Regions from separate parts of the Homo sapiens genome. Here all the other regions are linked to region 1. The links are chromatin loops, found by intact Hi-C in ENCODE. Cell type or tissue: GM12878. All regions are shown on one strand.

Region 1 (5,000 bases):
CATAAACATCAAATGATATGTGGCCAGGCGCGCTGGCTCATGCCTGTAATCCCAGCACTTTGGGAGGCAGAGGCAGGCAGATCACTTGAGGTCAGGAGTTCGACACCAGCCTGGCCAACATGGAGAAACCCCGTCTCTACTAAAAATACAAAAATTAGCCAGGCATGATGGTGCATGCCTGTAGTTCCAGCTACTCAGTAGGTTAAGGCATGAGAATCGCTTGAACCTGGGAGGCGGAGGTTGCAGTGAGCAAGATCGTGCCACTGCACTCCAGCCTGGGCTAACAGAGAGAGACTCTGTCTCAAAAAAAAAAACAAAACAAATCAAAACAAAAAGCACAACATATGATATTAATGATTTTCCTTGAAATTAAATAGTGGTATGAGTAACAATGTATAATAACTGTAAATATTAATTCAACTCGTTTCATTTCTACATTCAGGTGAATAAAAATATCTGATCTATTCTCTGTGGGTAATAAGAGTATTTTTGTATCTGAAAAGCCTAAGAGAGGGTCAAACCCTTAAAGAGCTGGTAAGTCCAGGTAGGAGGACCCTGAGGTCCTTGGAGATGGGCAGGTACAAAATTTTGCCTGGCATAAAATTCAATTAATCAATCAAACTAATGTGTTTCTTGACTATTTACTTTCTGAAATTTTCCTGTGACCCTTAATACAACTGTGAGTACCTTCAAGTGTCCTCCAGATCCAGACACTTCTCAAGTGGCCAGCCCCATGCTAACTACTAAAATAGTGGAGCACCAGTAGTCGGGGCTGTGGGTACATTCCTGTAGGCTGTGCACCGCACAACCCCACAGGTGCTGTTGACCTAAACAGAACACAAAGGCACACAGCAACTGCTAGTAGTCCTGATACGTAAGCCACTCAAGTTCCAAATGCCTAGTCACAGAAGACAAAGACTGAAGAACCATTCCAAATATTAGAGACACTGCAGGGATATGACGACTAAATGCAACGTGTGACCATGGGCAGGATCCTGCCACAGAAAAATAGTATTTTTCTTTACTATAAAGTACATTACAGGGGTAATCTGAAGAATTTGAATAAGGCACAAAGTACTGTATCAATGTTAATTTTCTGACTTTGGCATCGTATCGCAGTGATGTTTGGGGGGAAATATACACAGGATTCAAGGGTAAGTAAACAGGCGTCACATCTGCAGCATGCTGCCAAACATTTAAAATAACAGACCAAAGCAAATGTAGTAAAATGTTAACTTCTGGGAATCTGAAAGGTTATACAGGAATTCTTTGTGGTTTTTTTTTGTTTGTTTGTTTGTTTTTTTACAGAGTTTCGCTCTGTCGCCCAGGCTGGAGTGCAATGGCGGGGTCTTGGCTCACTGCAACTTCCGCCTCCTGGGTTCAAGCGATTCTCCTGCCTCAGCCTCCCAAGTAGCTGGGATTATAGGCACCTGCCACTACGCCTGGCTAATTTTTGTATTTTTAGTAGAGATGGGATTTCACCATGTTGGCCAAGCTGGTCTTGAACTCCTGACCTCCGGTGATCCGCCCACCTTGGCCTCCCAAAGCACTGAGATATAGGCGTGAGCACCATGCCTGGCCTCTTTGTGCTATTTTTATAACTCTCCTGGTAAGTCTGATGTAATTTCAACATAAAAAGTTAATCTCAGGCTGGGCGCAGTGGCTCACGCCTGTAATCCTAGCACTTTGGGAAGTTGAGGTGAGCAGACCGCTTGAGCTCAGGAGCTCCAGACCAATCTGGGCAACATGGTGAAACCGTGTCTCTACAAAAAATACAATTAGCCAGGCATGGTGGCGTGCGTCTGTAGTCCAAGCTACTCAGGAGACTGAGGAGAGAGGATCTCTTGAGCCTAGGAGGCAGAGGTTGCAGTGAGCCGAGCTCACACCACTGCACTCCAGCCTGGGTGACAGAGCCAGACCCTGTCTCAAAAAAAAAAAAGGTTAATTTCTAAACTCACAACTTCCATGGTGGGAGGGAAGTACACTGATCACACTGAATAATGTTTTTGGCACCAGGAGTAGAAACTGTTGGAGCACAGACCTGTACTATAGTCCCAGCTACTCGGGAGGCTGAGGCTGGAGGGTCACTTGAGCTCAAGAGTTCCAGGTCGAAGTGTGCAATGTTCATGCCTGTGAAAGCCACTGTACTCCAGCCTGGGTAAAATAGTGAGACTCCATCTCTTTACAAAAAAAAAAAAAAAAAGAAAGAAAAAGAAACAAAAGAAACTGCTGGCTGGGTGCAGTGGTTCATACCTGTAATCCCAGCACTTTAGGAGGCTGAGGTAGGCAGATCCTTTGAGCCCAGGAGTTCGAGACCAGCCTGGGTAACATGGTGAAACCCCATCTCTACAAAACATTAACAATTAGCCAGGATGTAGTGGCATGCACCTGAGCTACTTGGAAGGCTGAGGTGGGAGGATCGCTTGAGCCTGGGAGGTGGAGGGTGACAGAGTGAGACCCAGTCTCAAAAAAAAAAAAAAAAAACCAGAAACTGCTGCTGGAAAAGAGCACAATTTACATCCTTTTTGGAGAGCTCTCTGGTTTTATGTCTAGACCTCTGGGGTGGGGAAGAGGTCAACATGCTCCCCAAATCAAAGACCCAGCACTCTCTACACTGGCATAATCCATGAGGGTCTAGGCAGCCTGTCCTGCCATACTTACTCAAAGAAATTTAAAATATCCTATCTGCCACAGCTGAAAGAATTGAAGAGGCATTTACTGCTATCCAAAACCCTAAGTAAAATTACTTAAGCTGTGATAAAAGTGCTACAAAAAAATGCTCTGGCAGGCTCTAAACTTGGAAGTCTTGTTTTTCTTAGCATGGCATGCCACCTTGTGGCAAAAAGCTAAAAAGTCATCAGATGAGAAAGGAAACATCCCTTCAAAAGTCATCATAAGAAATGCCGGGCACGGCGCCTGTAATTCCCTGCACTTTGGGAGGCCAAGGCTGGCGGATCGCTTGAGGTTAGAAGTTCGAGACCAGCCTGGCCAACATGGCAAAACCCCATCTCTACTAAAAATACAAAAACAATTAGCCAGGCGTGGTGGCATGTGCCTACAATCCCAGTTACTTGGGAGGCCAAGGCACGAGAATGGCTTGAACCCAGGAGGCTGAGGCTGCAGTGAGCCACTGCACTCCAGCCTGGATGACAGAGTGAGACTCTGTCTCAAAAAAAAAAGGAAAAAAAAAGCCTACTTGTGTGAATCACTTATTATTTCCAGGAACTTTGTTAAGCATTTCCTCAGATTAATTCTCAAACATACTTACAGACAGGGAAACAGTCTTGCAGTCAAATAGCTAATAAATGGCAGTGCCAGAATAAGGGAATAAGGGAGAAGTAAACCAACCTAAACTTAAATCCATAGGCCTCCGAGAATCCCAGCGCCCAAACCACAACTGTCTAGTAACAACGCAATTGGAAGAATTCTTCCTACTGTGCCCTCCTGCCACCATTTTTATTCCCCATAATCAGGCTGGCCACAGGCTTTTCCCAAAGCCAGCCATGCCCACACCTAAACATTTTCCTCTCCTTTTGTTAATTCCCTGTGTTCTATCTATTCTAAAGCCACCATAGCAGCACTTTCCCCAAATTACATTTTTCTTTTATTTTTTTTATTTTTTATTTTTTATTTTTTTTTGAGACAGTCTTGCTCTGTTGCCCACACTGGAGTACAGTGGCTTGATCTGAGCTCACTGCAGCCTCTGCCTCCTGGGCTCAAGCAATTCTCCTGCCTCAGCATCCCAAGTAGCTGGGATTACAGGCATGTACCACCATACTTGGCTAATTTTTTGTATTTTTAGTAGAGATGGGTTTCACTATGTTGGCCAGGCTGATCTCGAACTCCTGACCTCAAGTAATCTGCCCGCCTCGGACTCCCAAAGTACTGGGAGTACAGGCGAGAGCCGCTGTGCCTGGCCCCAAATTACATTTTTCAACATGTTCCAGGAGATAAATTTCCAAGTCTCAGTAATAGAAAACACCATATAATTGACACCCTCCTCCTAAAGACATACAATACACACACACACACACACACAAAAAAAAAAAAAAAAAAAAAAACCTCTAAGAAAGAAAAGAACTTTACAGAATTTTAAAAAGGTGTTTTGGAGCCTAGTGTGGTGATTTGCACCTCTAGTCCCAGCTACTCAGGAGGCTGAGGCAGGAGGATCACTTGAGCTCAGGAATTCAAGACCAGCCTGGGCAACATAGCAAGACCCCTCTCTAAAAAAGACTAAGCAAGAAGGCGGGGCGCAGTGCTCACGCCTGTAATCCCAACACTTTGGGAGGCCGAGGCGGGTGGATCACCTGGGGTCAGGAATTTGAGACCAGCTTGGCCAATATGGTGAAACCATGTCTCTACTAAAAATACAAAAATTAGCCGGGTAGGATGGTACCCACCTGTAACCCCAGCTACTCGGGAGGCTGAGGCACGAGAACCATTTGAACCTGGGAGACAGAGGTTGCAGTGAGCTGAGATTGCACCACTACACTCCAGCCTGGGTGACAAGAGCAAAACTCCATCTGAAAAAAAAAAAAAAAATCAAGAAATAAAGAAAGAAAAAACATGTTTAGACCTAGTTCAGCCCAGGGTTTCCCAAGCTTCTTTGACACACACACCTTTTCTCAGGTACACCTTCAGGGCCACCAGTGTTCTAAAAGCAACTTGGGAAAGGTGCAACTAAATCTAAAAAGGAGAGCTGAGTGTGGTGGTGCACACCTATAGTAGACTGAGGGGAGGACTGCTTGAGCCAAGGAGTTCAAGGCAGTAGTGAGCTATAATCACACCACGGCGTTCCAGCCTGGGCAAGAGTAAGACACTGTAAAAAGGACTCCATAAAAAAGAACAATGAAAACAAAGACTCCTGAGTTGATGTTGTGACTGAAAACCCTTCCACTGGGGAAAAATGTAGAGATCATGAGTTCAATGCACCCATGTCAAACCCTCTGGGGGCTCTTGCTCAAGGGGCCAAATTATATGGTTTGATATCATCAATCTTT
Region 2 (5,000 bases), 500 kb before region 1:
TGTTGATTTGGGATAATTTCTAGGAGTTGGGATACATGGGGGACTTTGGCCTGATCTCATAAACATTCAAGAAGGAAACAAGAAGAAATGAACGGAAACATCCTTTGCTTTCTGTTCCTCTGGGGGCAGACGGGGCAGGTTTGGTTGGTGAGAAATCTGGCATAAATCTTACAAGCAAATGTGCATGAGAAGGAGTCCTGTGGGACATTTTCTTGTGCGCATACACCTGGGAGATTTGATGAGCAGGGAATAGCTTATTTTTATGGATGACTTTCTGGTAACCAGATAGAAGATAGACACCCTGTGTCTCCTCTGCAATGTTTAGTTGCTTCTGTCAAAGACACAAAGTGACAGCTATGCTCCTGGATTCTGGAGAGAGATAAACAGGACTTGGTCGCAAATGGCAATTCAAAATGGAGGAAGGCTCTTCCCAGCTGGGCAAGGAGCATCCACTCCACAGCACAGCCTTTGGTAGTCACCTGCATCCACTCCTACCACTGCCACTTTGTTGTCTACACTCCCTAGTGGCAAACACTTGTACCCTCCTTATCTCAGCAGTGTGATAGCCAGCCTCCAAGATGGCCCCTAGTAATTCTCACTTCCTTGCATTCACATCCTGTATAGTCCCCTCCCATATACACAGAGCTGACTTGTGTAACCAATAGGATATTTAAGGAATAATGGTATTGACTTCAGAGGCTAGCTCATAAAAGTACTTCTGATGGCCGGGCATGGTGGCTCACGCCTGTAATCCCAGCACTTTGGGAGACCAAGGCGGGTGGATTGCTTAAGCTCAGGAGTTTGAGACCAGCCTGGGCAACATGGTGAAACACCTTCTGTACTAAAACTACAAAAGTTAGTTGGGTGTGGTGGCATGCACCTGTGGTCCCAGCTACTTGGGAGGCTGAGACTTGAGCCCAGGAGGCAGAGGTTGCAGTGAGCCAAGATTGTGCCACTGCACTTTAGCCTGGGCGATAGAGTAAGACCCTGTCTCTCACATGCACACACACACACACACACAATTGTAAATGACATCCAAAAATCAAAAAGAACTTTGAGTGGTAGTTTCATTTTCATTGAGGGGAAAGTGCTTTTAAAGTATGTATACTGGCCAGGCGCAGTGGCTCATGCCTGTAATCCCAGCACTTTGTGAGGCTGAGGTGGGTGGATCACGAGGTCAGGAGTTCGAGATCAGCCTGACCAACATGGTGAAACCCCGTCTCTACTAAAAATACAAAAAAATTAGCTGGGCTTGGTGGCACCTGCCTGTAATCCCAGCTACTCAGGAGGCTGAGGCAGAAGAATTGCTTGAAGCTGGGAGGCAGAAGTTGCAGTGAGCTGAGATCACACCACTGCACTCCAGCCTGGGTGACAGAGTGAGACTTCGTCTCCAAGAAAAAAAAAAAAAAGTATGTATACTGAGAGAGAGCACATTAGGTCAATCGATGGCGTGATTTTACCTCCTAGGGAACATAAGGGTACGTTTGACCATATCTGAAATATCTTTAGCTGTGACAAGGTGAGGGGGGTGCTGCTGGCCTCTGTTGGGTGGATGCCAGGGACGCTATTAAGCATTCTGCAAAGCACGGGACAGCCCCCACAACAGAGAGTGGTCAGGTCCCAAATGTCAGTGGTGCCAAGGTTGAGAAACTCTGCTTTAGAGACTAGCCCGACTCTGCCTGTGTGCCCAGGGAAGTGGGGTCAGAGTCTTTTTCCTTTTTCTCAGAACCGGTGTATGTGAGGTATGGGCAAGGTCAGTGGAACAGGAAAAAGTCATCGTAAAAGACACGCGGTAGTGAAATTTGAGGTCAGAAAGAATGCCGAAAACAGTGAGGAAGCAAACCAAAATTTGAGCTCAGAATTGCTACCTCTGTTGTCCTTGGAAAGTTGAAGGATATTAAACTCTGAAAATGAGTTACCCGAAAGAATTCCTCCAGCTTTCTAAATAAAGGAATTGCGCCTTTGCTCAGGCACCTTTGCAACCTTAATGAGCTACTGCTGTCTTACTTGAGAACACCAGAGGGCGCTCAAGAGAGGAGGAGGCGACTGGCGACTATCAAGGTATTCTTGTATTTGTCTTTACACCGCCCTGGTCCCGAGGGTGAGAAGAAAGAAGACAGATTCAACTGTCTCTCTTTCATCTCAGCCCCTCATTAACCAACTTTGGTTCCTCTGCCATTCTTCTACTCAAAGAGCCTCGGCAAAACTTCCTGACACTGGAGCTAAATAAACCTTCGCCACGGGGAGACCGGCTCGCCGAAAGGGCTGAATCTTGGGTGTCTTTGTATTCTCAGCCCCTTGGTGCTTGAGAGGGAGATTTTGATTTGAAAACAAGCCCTGGAGAGGGATGCTAAGTGATCTCTCAAGGCAAGGCCTATGATTATTGCCTTTGGTAGTGAGTTTAGCGACACAATAATGGAAAGTTTGTTGGACCCCAAATCAGGCTCTAAGAAGTCTCAGTTTTGCCGTAACTACCTAATTAATGGGACTCAGATGCTCATCTGTAGACTTAGGTGGACTGCATGGTAATTTCCTAGGGCTGTTGCAATGAAGCACTGCAAACTGGGTGGCTTCAGCAACAAAAATATATTGTCTTGGTTCTAGAGGCTGGAAATCCAAGATCAAGGTGTCTGCGCAATTGGTTCCATCTGAAGTCGCTGTGGTAGAATCTCTTTCATTCCTGTCTCCCAACTTCTGGTGGTTTGCTGGCAATCTTTGCCATTTCTTCACTTATAGATGCAACATCCCAATCTCTACCTTTATCTTCACGTGGCATTCTCCCTGTGTATGTGTCTGTCTGTTCAAATTTCCCCTTTTCATAAGGACAGCAGCCATATTGGATTTGTGCCAACCCTGATGACCTCATCTTAAGACCCTGTTTCCAAATAAGGTCACATTCACAGGTACTGAGGGTTGGGACTTCAACGTCTTTTGCAGGAACACAATTCAACCCATAACAAATGGCTTCTAAAGTCTCTCCTGGTTTCTTGACATTACAGCTATGGAGTTTTGAGAACAGGACTTCCTCCACATGGTGCTAATGATGCATCCAGCCTACACCTCCCCGGAGGAAGGGGTAGTTGTTTTCAGCCAGAGAAAACTGATTCCAGCCTGGGCACTGGAAGGTTCAAGTTGATTGGTGACAATTCTTTCCGAGAGGCGGTTATCACTGCTTATTGCCACCCTCAGTGGTTTGGAATCACTTTGTTGCTGGTTGGAGTAAATGGAAAACATATTTAACTTAAAAAGTGAAACATACAATGCTATCATATTGCACAAGCAAACGTGGAGAGGGGCAGGGGGGCAACTACTGTTTCAAGATGATTTAAGAATTTGATCAAATGTCTGGCTGCACAACTGCGTGTTTTGAAAGCACCTCACAGATGGGTTCTATAATTGAGAAATGCATTTGTTCTTTGTTTGGTACATTTAAATAATGTGATTCAAAGTTTGGAGTTGAATGCCTTTCTGAAATGACTTCCCTCCATCTCGCACACACACGGTAGTGTGTTTTCACAGAACGGCGTGCAGTGGGGAAAGGACTGCATGCTTTTGGAAAGATGTAGCGCACATCCATGAGAAAATATGTCAAAGAATTTGCAAACAGACACAGAAAAGTAATAACCAAAAATAAGCATCTGTGAAGCCTTGCTTTGTGTTTAGAAAAGATAGGCCAGGCATAGTGGCGCACACCTGTAATCCCAGGTGGCTCACACCTGTAATCCCAGGGTTTTTCCAGAAAAACCCTCAGCACCTTTTTGTATCTAGGTCTTCCAAGAAAGAAAACATTAGGACCAGGTGCTGTGGCTCACACTTATAATCCCAGCACTTTGGGAGGCCAAGGCAGGTGGATCACTTGACCCCAGGAGTTTGAGACCAGCCTGGGCAACATAGTGAAACCCCGTTTCTATAAAAAATACAAAAATTAGCTGGGCATGGTGGCATGCTCTGTAGTCCCAGCTACTAGGGAGGCTGAGGTGTGTGGATCAGTTGAGGCCAGGCATTCGAGAGCAGTCTGGCCAACATGCTGAAACCCTGGCTCTACTAAAAATGCAAAAATTAGCCAGGCATGGTGGCACACGCCTGTAGTCTCAGCTACTTGGGTGACTGAGAGATGAGAAGCACTTGAACCTCGGAAGTGGAGGCTGCAGAGAGCCAAGATCACACCACTGCACTTCAGCCTGGATGACAGAGTGAGACTTTGTCTCAAAAAAACAAAAACAATACAGAAAAAAATAGCCACAGAGAATTAAAGACATGGCATATTTTTAAGAGCGAAGCACCTCACAGAAACTGAGAACTCACAGGACTTAATAGGGCGAGGCATTTCAGTGTTCTGAGAACACCGTAGAGCAAACTTCTCCAGTAAGTATTCCTTCCTTAGCATTTCTGGAGTCCATAGTACTCGAAAAGCTTGATAGAATATTCAGTATCACTAGCTACCAGTGAAAATAAACAACTTACTTTAAAAAGGACGAAGTGAGCATTTCCAAGTGTCAGGTGATTAGAGCTTCCTAGTGTTCCCTGGAAAGTGGGGCATTTCCCAAAGCCCACTCGCTCTGATCCTGTCCTCTTGGATGGCTTTGGACACTAGGACATCATATGGCTTTTCAACATTCCAGGATTCCTGACTTTGGGGGCAGAATCCTGCCCAGTGTTTTCTTTTCTTTTCTTTTCTTTTCTTTTCTTTTCTTTTCTTTTAAGATAGGGTCTTGCTCTGTTGCTCAGGCTGGAGTGCAGTGGTGTGATCATGGCTCACTGCAGCCTTGACCTTCTAGGCTCAAGTGATTCTCCCACCTCAGCCTCCCTAGTAGCTGGGACTACAGAGCATGCCACCATGCCCGGCTAATTTTTGTATTTTTTGTAGAAACGGGGTTTCACTATGTTGCCCAGGCTGGTCTCAAACTCCTGGGCTCAAGTGATCCACCTGCCTTGGCCTCCCAAAGTGCTGGGATTACAAGTGTGAGCCACAGCACCTGGTCCTGATGTTTTCTTTCTTG
Region 3 (5,000 bases), 610 kb before region 1:
CTCCCGGGTTCACACCATTCTCCTGCCTCAGCTTTCCCAGTAGCTGGGACTACAGGCGCCCGCCAGCACGCCCGGCTAATTTTTTTGTATTTTTAGTAGAGACGGGGTTTCACTGTGTTAGGCAGGATGGTCTCGATCTCCTGACTTCGTGATCCGCCCGCCTCGGCCTCCCAAAGTGCTGGGATTACAGGCGTGAGCCACTGCGCCCGGCCGGCAGAGCAATTTTTACCTGTTCTCTGAAGATTTTCCAGCTCACTCCAGGCGACATGTTTTCTCCATTTCCTGACTGCCAGGGTGCTAGGGGGCATCATCACCAGGTTTTCAAGTATGTTCTGTGTTCTACGATGGTTTCCTGTTGTTAACCCTTTCATCTTACTATTTCTTTGAGAGTAGAAGCCATGCTTTAGTAAGTGCTTAATAACACCCAATAAATATTTGTCGACTAGTCCATTAGTTGAAGTCTAGCCCCCTAAGCCTCCGTTTTTCCCCAGGAAACTGTCAGTCCCCAACTCTGTTGCTTGCCTTCACAAGCTAATATCCACACTACAGAAAAGGACCAAAGAGGCAGGATTGGGCCCCAGATATGGATAAATCATTGTGGCCAGATATATCTCAGGACAAAAGTGGGAACTTGGTTTCTTGGTTTTGGAGAGCTCATTGGCTATAGAGTACTGCAAACATTTTTGTACTTAAGTGTCATTTTAAAGCTCAAGTTGGTTTCTCTACATGATATGGTCTTTTTCTCCCTACCTTGGGAAATTAGTGTTATTTTAAAAATGGTCTTAAAACATATTGATGCCCACTTGTTTTTCATAAGGAAATATGAAAAATGTTCAGACTTCACCAGTGGTTAAACAACGCAAATGGTGGCAACTTATATAATTAGCCAACCTGTTTTAAAACGAAATTTTGCTATGCTGGTGAGGTCTTGGCAAAGTGCTACATCCATATGTAGCCAGTTACAATGTAAGTTGGTTCAACCCTTTGAAAAGCAGGTAGCAATTCTGATCTAAGAACCATAAAAATGTTTATTTCTTTATTTTTGATCAAATAGTCCTAGGTTCTGGAATCTATCCTAGACAAAGCATCTAAAGGGAGTTGAATGCTCTGTGTTTGAAAATGTTCACTTTAATCTTTATTTTTAGCATGGAAAACTGGGAAACAAGCTACTAATAACTACCACTTGTCTGGCTCTGCAGTTCACAAGCAGCTGTCACATGTATCATTTCCTTTGATTTTACCGTGTCCCTGGGAAGTAGGTGCGGTTGTGACCCTTGCTTCATGGATGAAGAGACATGTTCAGAGTGGTTAAGATACACAGATCACACTGTTGGAATAAAAGCAGAACAAAGCTGAGGTTTTCTGATTCCAGGGGCTGATCGTGCAGTATGACATCCCTTTATATCTGTGTCTGGCAACAGGGTAAATGTTAACCCAGGAACGTGAGTGTAAGTATCTAGCATTAACATAATTATTTTGAAAGCAACATAGCAATATTAAAAAATACTAGGCTGAAAAAAAGTACAAAAAAATCACATATTTGCTGTAATTATTACATAAAATTAGATAGCCATCATACTTAAGGACTGGAAGGGAAGGGAAGAAATGAAAGTCATTGAGAGGTTTCCTTTCATTTTAGTACCACTGTGCTTATCATTTCATATTGCTGGGAACCATCTGGCACTCTTTGGCTCTTGAATGGAATCATAATTTTCTTAGGAAAAGTTATATATATAGAAACGCATTGCACCGGGTTGCACTCGCTTTGAGAACACTAAATATAAAATTTCCTGGAATTATAGATTCACAGAGTCACAAAGGCCTATGAGGGAAGGACCAGTGCTGGTGACAGAGAGAGGCTGAGCGCAGCAGTCCCCAGCCCATGTTCTGGCTGTTTCATCTCAATGACACTTGGGAAGCGAACCTTGTGTGGAGCATGGAGGGGTGGGACCTCCTTGTGAGGCTGACAAAAGAGGGCTGGGCTTGCCAAATGAAATCAGGCCTTGGGAGGGTGGAGGAGCCTCCATTGTCCTCAGCGCCAGTGATTAAATGCCGGATTACAGAGGAAACATTCTTTCCATCCTCCCCAGCCCCCAACCTCAGCCCATCAGGCCCATTCACAAGGCTCCTTCCCCCAAATATTGGCCACGGTGCCTTCTATTTATCACCCTCACAGAGGACACTACAACCCACACAAAGGGGCTTCAGGAGGCTAATGTAAACCAGGTAATAGAAGAAATCAAGAGCTGACACCTCAAAAATGCCACAGGGGCTGTGGGGCAAAGGAAAAGACATATGGTGTGAAAAGCACCTCCCAGACGCTGCTCCGCTCTCACGCTCTGCCTGTAGTTGGCACTCGGTTATTTTCTTGTACCTTCTACTGGCCAAGCACTCATGCCTTGCTGCACATCTAGCTAGTTTTCTCTCTTTTCCAGACGAGACATGTCATGTCGGGTAGCATCATTTGCAACAGCCTCGTCATCCAGCTGACATGGATATTTGGTTCTCCTTTGTTACTAAGGCCTTGCCTTTCCAGGAGCATCCACATAGACTCTGCCAGAATGTCATCAGACTAGGCTAGTATCTTGGGCTCAGCTTAATATTCTCTCAGCCTGACATATTGGATCACAGCAGTTAGGACAGAAATTTTGAAAGGTTGGGGAGAGAGCTGTATGGGAATAGTGCCTGGAATAAATAGATACAAACATTTTAGAACTACTGCATAGACCTAGATGTTCATCAAAGTATTCATTTGCTTTTTAAAAGGAAAATATTGTGAAGTGTCTTCCAAATAGGCAGTGAGTAAATACATGCTGCAGGTGGAATGAACGAGTGACTTAGGGAATCAGAACACAAACTGTCATGCCAGATTGCTTGGACTTTGTGACTTACTACCTAAGTGACCTTGAACAAGCTCAGTTTCCTTGTCTGAAAAGTGGAGATAATGGTGATGATAATGATGATAGTACTTGCCTCACAGGATTGAAAGCATTATGTAACAAGCTCTCAGATCATCATCTGTTACAGAATACATGCTGTAGGAAGTGTGAGCTACTATTATTATTATTACTTGCTTACAGCAAATAAATCCTAGAGGTGTATTAGCAGCACCAACTTTCCTACAGAGCCAAAGAATATAGAAATGCCAGTATGGAGAGGGATAATTCTGATTATTTCTTTTTTTTTTTTTTTTTTGAGACATAGTCTTGCTGTCTCCCAGGCTGGAGTGTGGTGGTGCAATCTCAGCTCACTGCAACCTCTGCCTCCTGGGTTTAAGCAACTCTACTGCCTCAGCCTCCCAAGTAGCTGGGACTACAGGCGCATGCCACCATGCCCAGCTAATTTTTTGTATTATAGTAGAGATGGGGTTTCACAGCGTTGCCCAGGCTGGTCTCGAACTCCTGAGCTCAGGTAATCTGCCCACCTCAGCCTCCCAAAGTGCTGGGATTACAGCCATGAGCCACTGCACCTGGCCCTGATTATCTCTTTATACTGTATGTCCTTAAGTACAATTCTTAAAGAAAATACTAGCACATAGAATTTAGAAGTTTGTTGAAATGCAAAAATCATAGGAATGCAAGGATGGCTTGCTATTATGTTTATTATCATAATTTACTATATTAATAGGTAATGGAAGAAAAAACCCATAATTATAGTTTTGTGACCCAAAGAGCTTTTTTTGTCAAAATTTGACAATCATTTCTTCATTTTAAAAGTTTCAATTAGGAATAGATTCTGGACACAATAAATTAACATGTAAACACATATGCACGTATTAGTTGAAAAACCATCATGATGCTAAATGGCAAAATGCTAAAACCATTTTTTCCGTTATTAAAGACAATATTGGTCACCATGGAAACTATTTTTTTAATACTGTTCTAGGAGTACTGGCCAGTGCAATTAGATAAGAGGAAAAAAAGCTGTAAATATGGGGAAAATTATTTGCAGATTACATCATTATATATCTCTAAAATCCATATAAATCAATTGAAAAGCTGTTAGAAATAATATGACTAAGTACCTGGTTATAAAGTTAGTTATACAAAAATTAATAGGCTTTTTCTGTACATAAATATAATGGGATGAATTGATCAATTTCAAGTCTGATTGGCTGGATGATTTTTTTTTCCTCTGCAAACCAGACCTTCTCTGCCTCTGAGCAGTGGTCTGTAACAGGATGAATTTCTGTTGGATCAGCTGAAGTGGTGGCTTGGGCAGTGAGGCAATTCTTCATCAAGACATACCTTTTTGTTGCTTCTAATTACCTGCTGGCAGGAACTAAAAGTGTGTCTCTTGTATGCATGCCATGTGTGTAAAATTAGAGTCTTTGAAATTGTTCAAATAAAGAGGATTAGTTATAGTTGTAGGGAGATATAAAGACTAAGCCAAAAGAAGCAGAGTTTATCTGCCTTCACACTTCACCCATCTGTTAACCCGGCTGAGACACATTTTCTTGTAGCATTAGTATTTTATGCACTGTTTTTCTTGATATAGTAACAGATTTAATTCATTCTTTATGGTAATAGATCCCTTGTATCCATAAAGAAAGAACATATTCCATCATTACCTTAATATCATGTCTAATACAGAGTGGCCGTACAATTGGAAAGTTATTTCTCAGACCACTAAACTTACACATAAATGTTAAACACTGTATATTACTTTTAAGCTTACTTTTGATCTGCTATCAAACCTAAGAAGTTGTTTTATTTTGATTAACTCTATATAATAGTTAATTTTTTTCCTCTAAAATGTGTTTTAAAGGCTGAAGCTGTATTTGACATCATTTTTAAAGCTATGTGATTTATTCTTTTTTATTCTCCACTGTCAAATATACATATTTGAAGATATGTATGGTAATACCATTTTCAAGCACTAGCTAGTTTAAGGAGCATAGAGCATGGTAAGTGATATAAAACTTCATTCACCCATAAACCCCAAACCCCTAGTACTGAATGCCCACATATATCATCCTTACTATCAGAGAAATTATGTTT
Region 4 (5,000 bases), 450 kb before region 1:
AAGCTGTGTGGCTCCCCCACCAATAATACAAAGCTGGAGTCAAATGCAAATCTGGGGGTGTTTTACGCTGGGGAATTCCCAGGCAGTTTCCTAGAATTTTTTAAATTAATTTTTCTATTTCCATAGGTTATTGGGGAACAGGTGGTGTTTGGTTACATGAGTAAGTTCTTTAGCGGTGATTTGTGAGATTTTGGTGCACCTGTCACCCGAGCAGTGTACACTGTACCCAATTTGTGATATTTTATCCCTCACCCCCTTCCCACCCTTTCCCCTTGAGTCCCCAAAGTCCATTGTGTCATTCTTATGCCTTTGCATCCTCACAGCTTAGTTCCCACTTATGAGTGAGAACATATGATGTTTGGTTTTTCCATTCCTGAGTTATTTTACTTAGAATAAGAGTCTCCAATCGCATCCAGGTCGCTGCGAAGGCCATTAATTCATTTCTTTTTATGCCTAACTAGTTTTCCATCATATATGTCACAGTTTCTTTATCCAGTCATTGATTGGTGGGCATTTGGGTTGGTTCCATGATTTTGCAATTGTGAATTGTGCAGCCATAAACATGCGTGTGCAAGTATCTTTTTTTGTATAATGACTTCTTTTTCTCTGGGTAGATATCCAGTAGTGGGCTTACTGGGTCAAATGGTAGATCTACTTTTAGTTCTTTAAGAAAACTCCACACTGTTTTCCATAGTGGTTGTACTAGTTTACATTCCCACCAGCAGTGTAGAAGTGTTCCCTTTTCACCGCATCCACGCCAACATCTATTATTTTTTGTTTTTTTGATTATGGCCATTCTTGCAGGAGTAAGGTAGTGTTGCCTTGTGGTTTTGATTTGCATTTCCCTGATCCTTACTGATGTTGAGCATTTTTTCATATGTTTGTTGGCCATTTGTATATCTTCTAAGAATTGTCTATTCATGTCTTTAGCCCACTTTTTGATGGGATTATTTGTTTGTTTGTTTCTTGCTAACATGTTTGAGTTGGTTGTAGATTCTGGATATTAGTCCTTTGTCAGACGTATAGATTATGAAGATTTTCTCCCACTCTGTGGGTTGTCTGTTTACTCTGCTGACTGTTTTGCTGTGCAAAAGCTCTGTAGTTTAATTAAATCCCAGCTATTTATTTTTGTTTTATTGCATTTTCTTTGGGGTTCTTGGTCATGAAATCCTTGCCTAAGCCAATGTCTAGAAGAGTTTTTCCAATGTTATCTTCCAGAATTTTTAGTTTCAGGTCTTAGATCCATCTTGAGTTGATTTTTGTATAAGGTGAGAGAGGGAACTTTTGTTTTTAGCGCTGTTTTCTTTTCTCTTCCTGTGTGATTATTTGTCTCCTTTTGAGAGCCTGACCAGCAAAGGAGAAGGGAGGTGTCAGAGGCAGGACTCAACAACTTGGCCTTGAGGCAGGTTCTAAGAGCCATGCCCCACCCAACAGCTGACCCTTGGCAGTCCTTCTGTCTACTTTTTCTTGCCTTAGCTACCTTCTCAAGGGCACCAAATGAAGGAAGGGTCATGGCTCCCAGGTCCTGTGAGAAAAACCTGTTCCCAAGTTGGAATATTTCATTGAGTTAAACTTCTAACCAATCTGCACTGATCACTGGGTGTCTTAGTCCATTCGGGCTGCTCTAACAAAATATCTTAGACTAGGTAATTTATAAATAATAGAAATTTATGTCTCACAGTTCTGGAGGCTGGAAAGTTTAAGATCAAGGTGCCAGCAGATTTTGTGTCTGGTGAAGCCTCCATCTCTGCTCCACAGAGGGCACCTTTTCCTGTGTCCTCAGACAGTAGAAGGGCAAAAAGGAACTAACAGACTCCCTCAAACCCTTTTATAAGAACACTAATCCCATCCATGAAGGTGGAGCCCTCATGACATAAACCACCTCTTAAAGGCCCCATCGCCTAATACTATGGCAGTGGGGATTAGGTTTCAACATGAATTTAAGGAGGGAGGCAAACACTCAAACTGTAGCACTGAGTACCAAGAAGAATTAAAAAGGGGAAAAGAAATGGCTAGGTAGTCTTAGAATCTTCCCAAATCTCCCTGTAAAATAGAAAGAGCAACTAGAATAGCAAAGCGAAAAGAGCCATGGACAGTATCCACAACAGAGCTGGTAGTGAGGTAATCCTCCCAGACACCAAATACTAACAGGTCTGGGCAAAGCATTTACAGTTCAAGAACTGTGTGGTGGCAGCATTAGTGCCGGAAGAAGACACGTGATAAAAACTGTGGTTCTGAAGATACTGAGAGCTTGAGAATCACACAATCACCTGCAGGTATTCACCAGAGGGCACAGCAAGACCATCTGAGTACAGCAACCAAAACCAGGAGAGCTATCTGAAAACCCAATGCATGGCTAAGTGCAAGAGGACTGTGATACAATAAGGTCTGATGGTGTCGGGGTGATTTGAGCTCCATATGCCCTCAAAGTGAACAGAGTCTCTTCCAATACAAAGCCTTGCACTGATGAGTATCTGGGCAGATCAATACAGGCAAGGAAAAAAGATCCAGATAAATGGGATGGGGGTGGGCAGAGCAGAAGAGGCAGCTCTCAAAACCTTTGGAGATTTTTGTTTTATTTCCTTGCGAAAGGAACAGGAGAGGGAGCTCTAGAGCCTTTGAACTGGAAAGGTTGCCCCAGCATACCCTTCACTCCTAAAAGTATAGGAAAATTCATTTCATTTAGAAAATAAACAACAGAAAAGCATTGTGGTAAAAACTTATAAAAAGTTAAGAAGGAAAAAATGAAAAGAAAGAGCAGAAAAAATTCCTACAAAACGATGAAAGCGTGTCCAAAAGGAATGCCCACAAAACATTTCAAATATTATGAAACAAGTTAAAGAAAATTAAGAAAATGATAGAAGCTATGAAAGAATAACATACCTCAGAATTAGAAAAAAAGCTCAGAAATAAGGTGACTGGAGAAAAAAAATGCTTGAAAAGAGGGATGGCACAGTTTAGAAAATAACTAGAAATATAAAAAGAAAGGTCTGGAGAAAGACACTGATGTAAGAAATCATAGAAATACAAAGGACAGAAGAGCATGTTAAATGACACTGTGGGACGCAATGAATTCCGGACTGTGGAAAATTCTAAGTCAAATGGCTCCGTTTTTTCAACAACAAAAATGGAGGGGTTAAAAAGAAAGAAAGAAGAGGAAATGTATAAAGAAAAGAGATTTATAAGTCATTTCAAGCAAATGCAAAGTAGGAATCTTATTTCAGTTCTGGTTCAAACAATCAATTTTTTAAAATATAAAGCAACCAGGAAAATATAAACATGACAATATTTAATAATATTAAGGGATTAATATTTTTAAGTATAATAAAAATATTGTGATTTTTTAAAAATAATGATTATCTATTAGAGATGCATACTGAAACGTTTATAAATAACAGTACTTAATGTCTGGGCTCACTACAAATTATCCAGGAACAGTGGGAACAGAGGCAGATATAGAAGAACAAGATTATCCTGTATTGATATATATCAAAGCTGATTGATGAGTACTTGATTGTTCTTTGTATTATACTCTCTACTTTTGACTGTCTGAATATTACTGTAATTCAAAGCTTAATGAACAAACAAATAATAAGGGAAGTCTTAGAGCTTGGCATCCACCAGGAAGGAATACCTTTTGCTTCTTTCCTGAGAGGGCTGTGCTACCTGGAGAGGGTTTCAATAGATGCAGACATACATTGTAACCCATCCCCTTCAGCCCTTCTTCCCATTCAAGTGTTCCAGTATATTTGTCCCTAAACTGAACTAGATGTGTTACTCTGTCACTTGCTAGAATATAAGATCTATGAAGGCAAGAATTTGTCAATTGTGTTACCATTGTATCCCCAGGACCCAGAATAGTGCCTGGCACGTAATAGGCCTTCTGTAAATATTTGCTGTTTAATTGAGTGAATCGTCATGACTGATCCCAGGACATAATCCCAGGCTGTAACTACCACTGTGTGTTTTTTCTTGGAGAGAAGAGGGAGAATTCTTTACTTTGTAGACCTAAGCTTGGGTTACCTGCAGAAGTGGCCTCTAAAATGTGAGATAAACAATGTCTGACCTTGTAGCAATGGAGAACTTCAGGCAGCTGCTGAGCTGCTGAAGGTCCACAGAGTGTGAAAGGACTGAGCAATGTGACTAATGATTGCTTCCCTTTGCAAAGTATCCAGTATCCAGTATTCAGCCAATAAGCCTTACATTAGATGTAGTGTTAAATATGTTGGTAATTGATGGGAATAAATAAATGTAAATTTTATATATTATTTGTTTACATACGTGATATTACAAAATATATATTTGGCCTTCCTCCCTGTTTCCTGGCATACAACACTTAACGTCAACATCCTTGGACTCTTCAAAGTGGTGTGTCTTATTTGTAGGGAAAAGAAAGAGAAATCAGACTGTTACTGTGTCTATGCAGAAAAGGAAGACATAAGAAATTCCATCTTGATCTGTGCCAAGAAAATTGTTTTGCTGTTAATCTGTAACTTTAGCCCCAACCCTGTGCTCACAGAAACATGTGCTGTATGGAATCAAGGTTTAAGGGATCTAGGGCCGTGCAGGATGTGCCTTGTTAACAATATGTTTACAGGCAGTATGCTTGGTAAAAGTCATCGCCATTCTCCATTCTCGATTAACCAGGGGCACAATGCACTGCGGAAAGCCACAGGGACCTCTGCCCAAGAAAGCTTGGGTATTCTCCAAGGTTTCCCCCCATTGAGACAGCCTGAGATACGGCCTCGTGGGAAGGGAAAGACCTGACCGTCTCCCAGCCCGACACCCGTAAAGGGTCTGTGCTGAGGAGGATTAGTAAAAGAGGAAGGCCTCTTGCAGTTGAGTTAAGAGGAAGGCCTCCATCTCCTGCATGTCGCTGGGAATGGAATGTCTCGGTGTAAAACCCAATCATACATTCGTTCTATTCTGAGATAGAAGAAAACTGCCCTGTGGCTGAAGGCGAGATATGCTGGCGGCAATGCTGCTCTGTTACGCTTTGC
Region 5 (5,000 bases), 310 kb before region 1:
GTCACCCACTTTCATGATCTAAATACAACCACCAAAATGAAGAAATTAACATCGGTACATACTATCATCTCATTCTCAAATGCCATCCACACTTCTCTAGTTGTTTCAATCTCACTAAACTTTTATAGGCAAGGGACCCAATCCAGGATTGCTCATCACACAGAGTTGTCCCATCTCTTTAGTCTCCTTCAATCTAGAACAGTTTCTATCTCTCATGACCTTGACACTTTTGACAATAATAGGCCAATTATTCCGTAGATGTTCCTTAGTGTAGGTTTTTCAGGTGATGCCTTATTATGAGGGTCAGGGATGTCTTTGGCAGAAACATCATCATAGAAGTGATGCTGGGTTCATCTTGTATCTGGCCAAGTGGCACACAATTTTAATTTACCCCAGTCCTGGTGACTTACATGTAAACGAAATAATGAAGGTGATGTTGTCCATGTGCCTCCGCTGTAAAGTTACTTTTTTCCCCCTTTGTAACATACAAGGATCTTGTGGGGAGGTACGTGAGCCTTTGCAAATATCCCATTCCTCATCAGACTTCACTCACTGTTTTTAATATCCACCAGTGTTTCTTCGTTGGATGATTATGATGGTTGCCAATAAATGATTTTCTAATTCCATCACTTTCCTAATATTTATTAGTTGGAATTAGTAATTTTTGTGTAGAGATAGGGTCTCACTATGTTGCCCAGCCTGGTCTCAAACTCCTAGGCTCAAGCAACCCTCCCACCTCAGCCTCCCAAAGTGTTGGGATTCAGTTGTGAGCCACTGTGCCCCGCCATATTAGTTAGAATTCTGCTTTTTCCACTTATACATTCATCTGTTTGTTTATATCGGTAGGAACTCAAGCGTACTTATTTTACTTATCAGGTGATACTCTGCTCCTATCGTTATTCATTTTTATGCCTCAATTATCCCAGTTCTGGCCGGTAGGAGCTCCTTCACTCTGGCTTCTGGGTTCTCCGGACATGTGCCTATAATTCTTTGAGCCCTTCTTTACTTCCTGGCACAAGACGTTCTAGCTTCATCTTGTACTTTCCCTGACTCCTCATCCAGCCTTGGAATTGACCATTTCTCCAAGGAGTTTGGGTTCCTTTAAGTGGGGACTTTAGGAACCAAGATCTGAGCACTGATGTATTGTCTGCTCCCGGGTGGCACTGTTCCCAGGCCCTCCCAGTGAACGGAACTAGGCTACATTTATATACGAGTTGACACTGACACTTCCAATTCCAGTCCAACACCAAAGGGCTTATTCTAGGATTTTTCCCTTCCACATGTGTAACTCCCTTCTTCATTGATGAGAAACCTGGTTCCCTCATCGACCTTAACATACATGATGTTCATAAGGTCCAGAAACAGTTAAATATATATAATATTATTAAAGCCATCTCCAGTCTGTAAAGTAATAATCATAATGTTGTTTTCTATGCATTCAGAATCTACAGACACCCCGTATTGGTTATTGGACCTGTCCTTCAGTGTGTATACAGTGCCACCCTGGCACCCCTCGCAGCCTGCACAGGCACTCTCACAGCCCCCGCCACGCCACATCCTCCTACTCCTACTCCCTGGGAGTATCACACTGCCAAGATGACTCCCCTCTGGCATCGCTCGAATTCACTACTGGGCTAAAAGAATGCCTGGATTCTCCTTCCTCACCACGGATTGCACGACCAGATGTCCCAGCTGTTATCAGAGCTTTCATAAGGTCTGGAGTTCAGCAGGAAAGTCCAGGTGAAATAGGCTTGTCTTGCCACGTATCCCTGTCAACGCTATTGTTCTTTTTGTCCCTCTCAGTTTAGTAGCTGGACCAGTTTCCATCTGCACACCATTGTTCCGGTGGCCCCCTCTCCTGGAACACACTCCCCACCTTCTCTGCACCCTTGGGGCACAGTTCAGCCCCATGCTTTCCACAAAGCCTGGTCTGGTCCCACGATCCTTCTCAGGACTTCTCTTTTGTTCCCTGCCATCGTCCTCTGGATGCTCCATCTAACCCTTGCTTATATGCTGTGACTTACTGTTCTCTGTATCAAAGGAATAGTGTAGCAGGCTCTGTAACTATTTCACAAGGGCGCGAGGACACGACTACTTTACAGCCCCTTAGCATCCAATCAGAAGCTTGACTACTTTACAGCCCCTTAGCATCCAATCAGAAGCTTGACTACAGCCCCTTAGCATCCAATCAGAAGCTCGTCTCCTCCATACTCATTAAAAGGGCTACAATAAGAAACAAAACAAAACAACCAGAAAATGACAAGTGTTGGTGAGGATAGGGAGAAACTGGAACCGCTGGGCACCATAGGTGAGAATGTAAAATGGTACAGCCGCTAGGGAAAGCAGTATGGCCGTTTCTCAAATAATTGAAAATGGAAATACCATATAATTCAACAATTCCACTTCTGGGTAAATACCCAAAAGAATAGAAAGCAAGGATTTGAAGAGATATTTGCACACCCATGTTCAGAGCAGCACTATTCACAATAGCCAAAAGGTGGCAGTAACCCAAGTGTCCATCAAAACAAAATGTAGGCCAGGTGCTGATCACCTGAGGTCAGGAGTTTGAGACCACCTGGTCAACATGGTGAAACACTGTCTCTACTAAAAATACAAAAATTAGCCAGGTGGGGTGGCTTACACCTGTAGCCCCAGCTACTTGGGAGGCTGAGGTACAAGAATCGTTTTAACCTTGGAGGTGGAAGTTGCAGTGAGCTGAGACAGTACCACTGCACTCCAGCCTAGGCAATAGAGTAAGACTCCATCTCAAAAAAAAAAAAAAAAAAAAAAAAGGTAGCATAGATATACGTTTAAAGGAAGAAAATTCCAACACATACAACAACATGGATGAACCTTGTGGGCATTATGCTTAGTGAAATAAGCCAGACACGAAAGGACAAATACTATATGATTCCACTTACATCAGGTATCTAGATGAGTCGAATTCCTAGACAGAAAGTAGAATGGTGATTGCCAGGGTTTGAAGGGAGCAGGCAGTGGGGAGTTACTGTTTAATGGGTACACAGTTTCAGTTTTACAAGACCAGAGGAGTTTTGTATGGCTGGATGGTGGTGATGGTTGCACAGCAATGTGAACGTTTTGTTTATTTGTTTGTTTTTTTTTGAAACCAAATCTCGCTCTGTCGCCCAGGCTGGAGTGCAGAGGCACAATCTCGGCTCACTGCAACCTCCACCTCCCTGGTTCAAGCAATTCTCCTGCCTCAGCATCCCGAGTAGTTGGGATTACAGGCAAGTGCCACCACGCCCAGCTAATTTTTGTTTCAGTAGAGATGGGGTTTCGCCCTGTGGGTCAGGCTGGTCTCGAGATCCTGACCTCAGGTGATCCACCCGCCTCAGCCTCCCAAAGTGCTGGGATTACAGGCATGAGCCACTGCGCCTGGCTGTGAATGTTCTTAATGCCACTGAACTATACACTTAAAAAATGGTTAAGATGGTAAATTTTGGCTGGGCGTGGTGGCTTACGCCTGTAATCCCAGCACTTTGGGAGGCCAAGGCTGGCGGATCACAAGGTCAGGAGATCGAGACCATCCTGGTCAACATGGTGAAACCCCGTCCCTACTAAAAATACAAAAATTAGCTGGGCATGGTGGTGTGCACCTGTAATCCCAGCTACTCGGGACCCTGAGGCAGGAGAATCACTTGAACTAGGGAGTCAGAGGTTGCAGTGAGCTGAGATTGTGCCACTCCACTCCAGCCTGGGTGACAGAGTGAGACTTGGTCTCAAATTAAAAAAATAAAAAATAAAGAAAGATGGTAAATGTTATGTTACATGTATTTTGTCATAATTTTTAAAAAATCAAAAAGCTTGTCTGCTCATCTGTAAGGTGGGGAGGTGATGGTTGTGAAAACCAGATGAAGTGAAATACATAAAACACTACAAAGTTTGGTGTGTAGTAGGTGCTTAATAAATGATGATTATCATTATGGTTTTACAAAGTGGTCAGTAAATAACAGATTAACTGATTAATGGACTAAGAGATATATTGTTTCTCCTCCAAGGAAAACTTTCTTCATTGATATGACAGAGAATGGAGTGAAGGGGTGGCTTCATCGGAAGAGTTTGGCAGGCTTTTTATGTAGAGGCGAATGGGGTTGACTGACAGCACGTGGCGGCCCATTGCAAGGGTCCCTCCCACTGCGTCCAAACTTGGCCCATTAGAGTCATTTCTCTGGCATCAGCATCATCTCCAGAAGGCCCCTCTGTAAAAGTGCATATGTTAACCTAGAGGGAGAATCCATTAGCACCCTAATCCCCATTAGCAAGGAGTGTGTGGCTGGATTATCTTGCTGTCACCTGGCAGGAAGCGGGATCCTGTAGAGAAGGACACCAGTTAGCATATTGTCGCGGGGGAGAGGGGTGGGAAAGGCGAGAGAACAGCATGTGGTCCAGAGGCCATACCCAGATGGAGGCTGCAGTCAGCTCCCCAGTCAAAGGCAAAGCCCAAGTCAAAGCCATGCTTCCCTCTTGCCCACCTGCTCCAATGCCACCCACAGAGAGTGCGCCACAGCTCACAGGATGCAGGTCTGGTTGAATCTTAACAATAACTTTGTAAGGGAGGTGTCATTAGCTCCATTCTCCTGGCAGGAGGATGAGGCTCAAGGCAGCTAAAGGCTTTTGCTGAACATCAAGTGGTGAGCCAGGACTCAATGCCAGATCTTCTTGTTTCCCTGTTAGGTGTATGTAGCACAACTGGTATCTGCAGACTATGCTGCTGGAAGGGCTAGCCGTCACTGTTATCACAGCGACTGCTGCCTGAGATATGCCAGGTACTGCTGCAAGAAGTTTACAAATATAAGCTCACTTGATCTTCATAACATACTACCTAGGTACAATCATTATATTTATTTGACAGATACAGAGACAGAGGGGACACAGAAAGGATTAGTAACTTGCCCCAAACCACACAGCCAGCAAGGTGTAAGTGAGCACCTGCAGTCTAGATGAGACACCACTCAAAACGTCATTTTTCTGGCAGCCCC

The links. Peaks named below come from ENCODE experiments on the same cell type or tissue, not always from the same donor. Only the 100,000 strongest peaks of a DNase experiment are listed, where the experiment ranks them.
Region 2: it touches region 1 in a loop (3-fold over the local background); 22 of 110 quality-filtered maps call a loop at or near these places.
Region 3: it touches region 1 in a loop (4-fold over the local background); 37 of 110 quality-filtered maps call a loop at or near these places.
Region 4: it touches region 1 in a loop (7-fold over the local background); 9 of 110 quality-filtered maps call a loop at or near these places.
Region 5: a loop joins it to region 1, with 5 times the contacts of the local background. A loop is called at or near these places in 9 of 110 quality-filtered maps.

Annotation. Positions count from the first base shown.
Region 1 is chr21:33,442,618-33,447,617 of GRCh38, forward strand. It overlaps a transcript of TMEM50B not described here. Among named protein-coding and RNA genes, the nearest start is that of TMEM50B, 35 kb to the right of the region's middle. In GM12878, a CTCF peak has its summit at 2,831 (motif pointing left); a DNase peak (open chromatin) is centred at 2,777; H3K27ac peaks cover 456 bases.
Region 2 is chr21:32,938,603-32,943,602 of GRCh38, forward strand. No RefSeq gene overlaps it. Among named protein-coding and RNA genes, the nearest start is that of LINC01690, 18 kb to the right of the region's middle. In GM12878, a CTCF peak has its summit at 2,010 (motif pointing right); no DNase peak of the experiment used is centred here.
Region 3 is chr21:32,833,081-32,838,080 of GRCh38, forward strand. No RefSeq gene overlaps it. Among named protein-coding and RNA genes, the nearest start is that of EPCIP, 22 kb to the left of the region's middle. In GM12878, no CTCF peak of the experiment used is centred here; no DNase peak of the experiment used is centred here.
Region 4 is chr21:32,991,920-32,996,919 of GRCh38, forward strand. No RefSeq gene overlaps it. Among named protein-coding and RNA genes, the nearest start is that of OLIG2, 32 kb to the right of the region's middle. In GM12878, a CTCF peak has its summit at 2,597 (motif pointing right); no DNase peak of the experiment used is centred here.
Region 5 is chr21:33,129,759-33,134,758 of GRCh38, forward strand. No RefSeq gene overlaps it. Among named protein-coding and RNA genes, the nearest start is that of LINC01548, 38 kb to the right of the region's middle. In GM12878, a CTCF peak has its summit at 2,487 (motif pointing right); no DNase peak of the experiment used is centred here.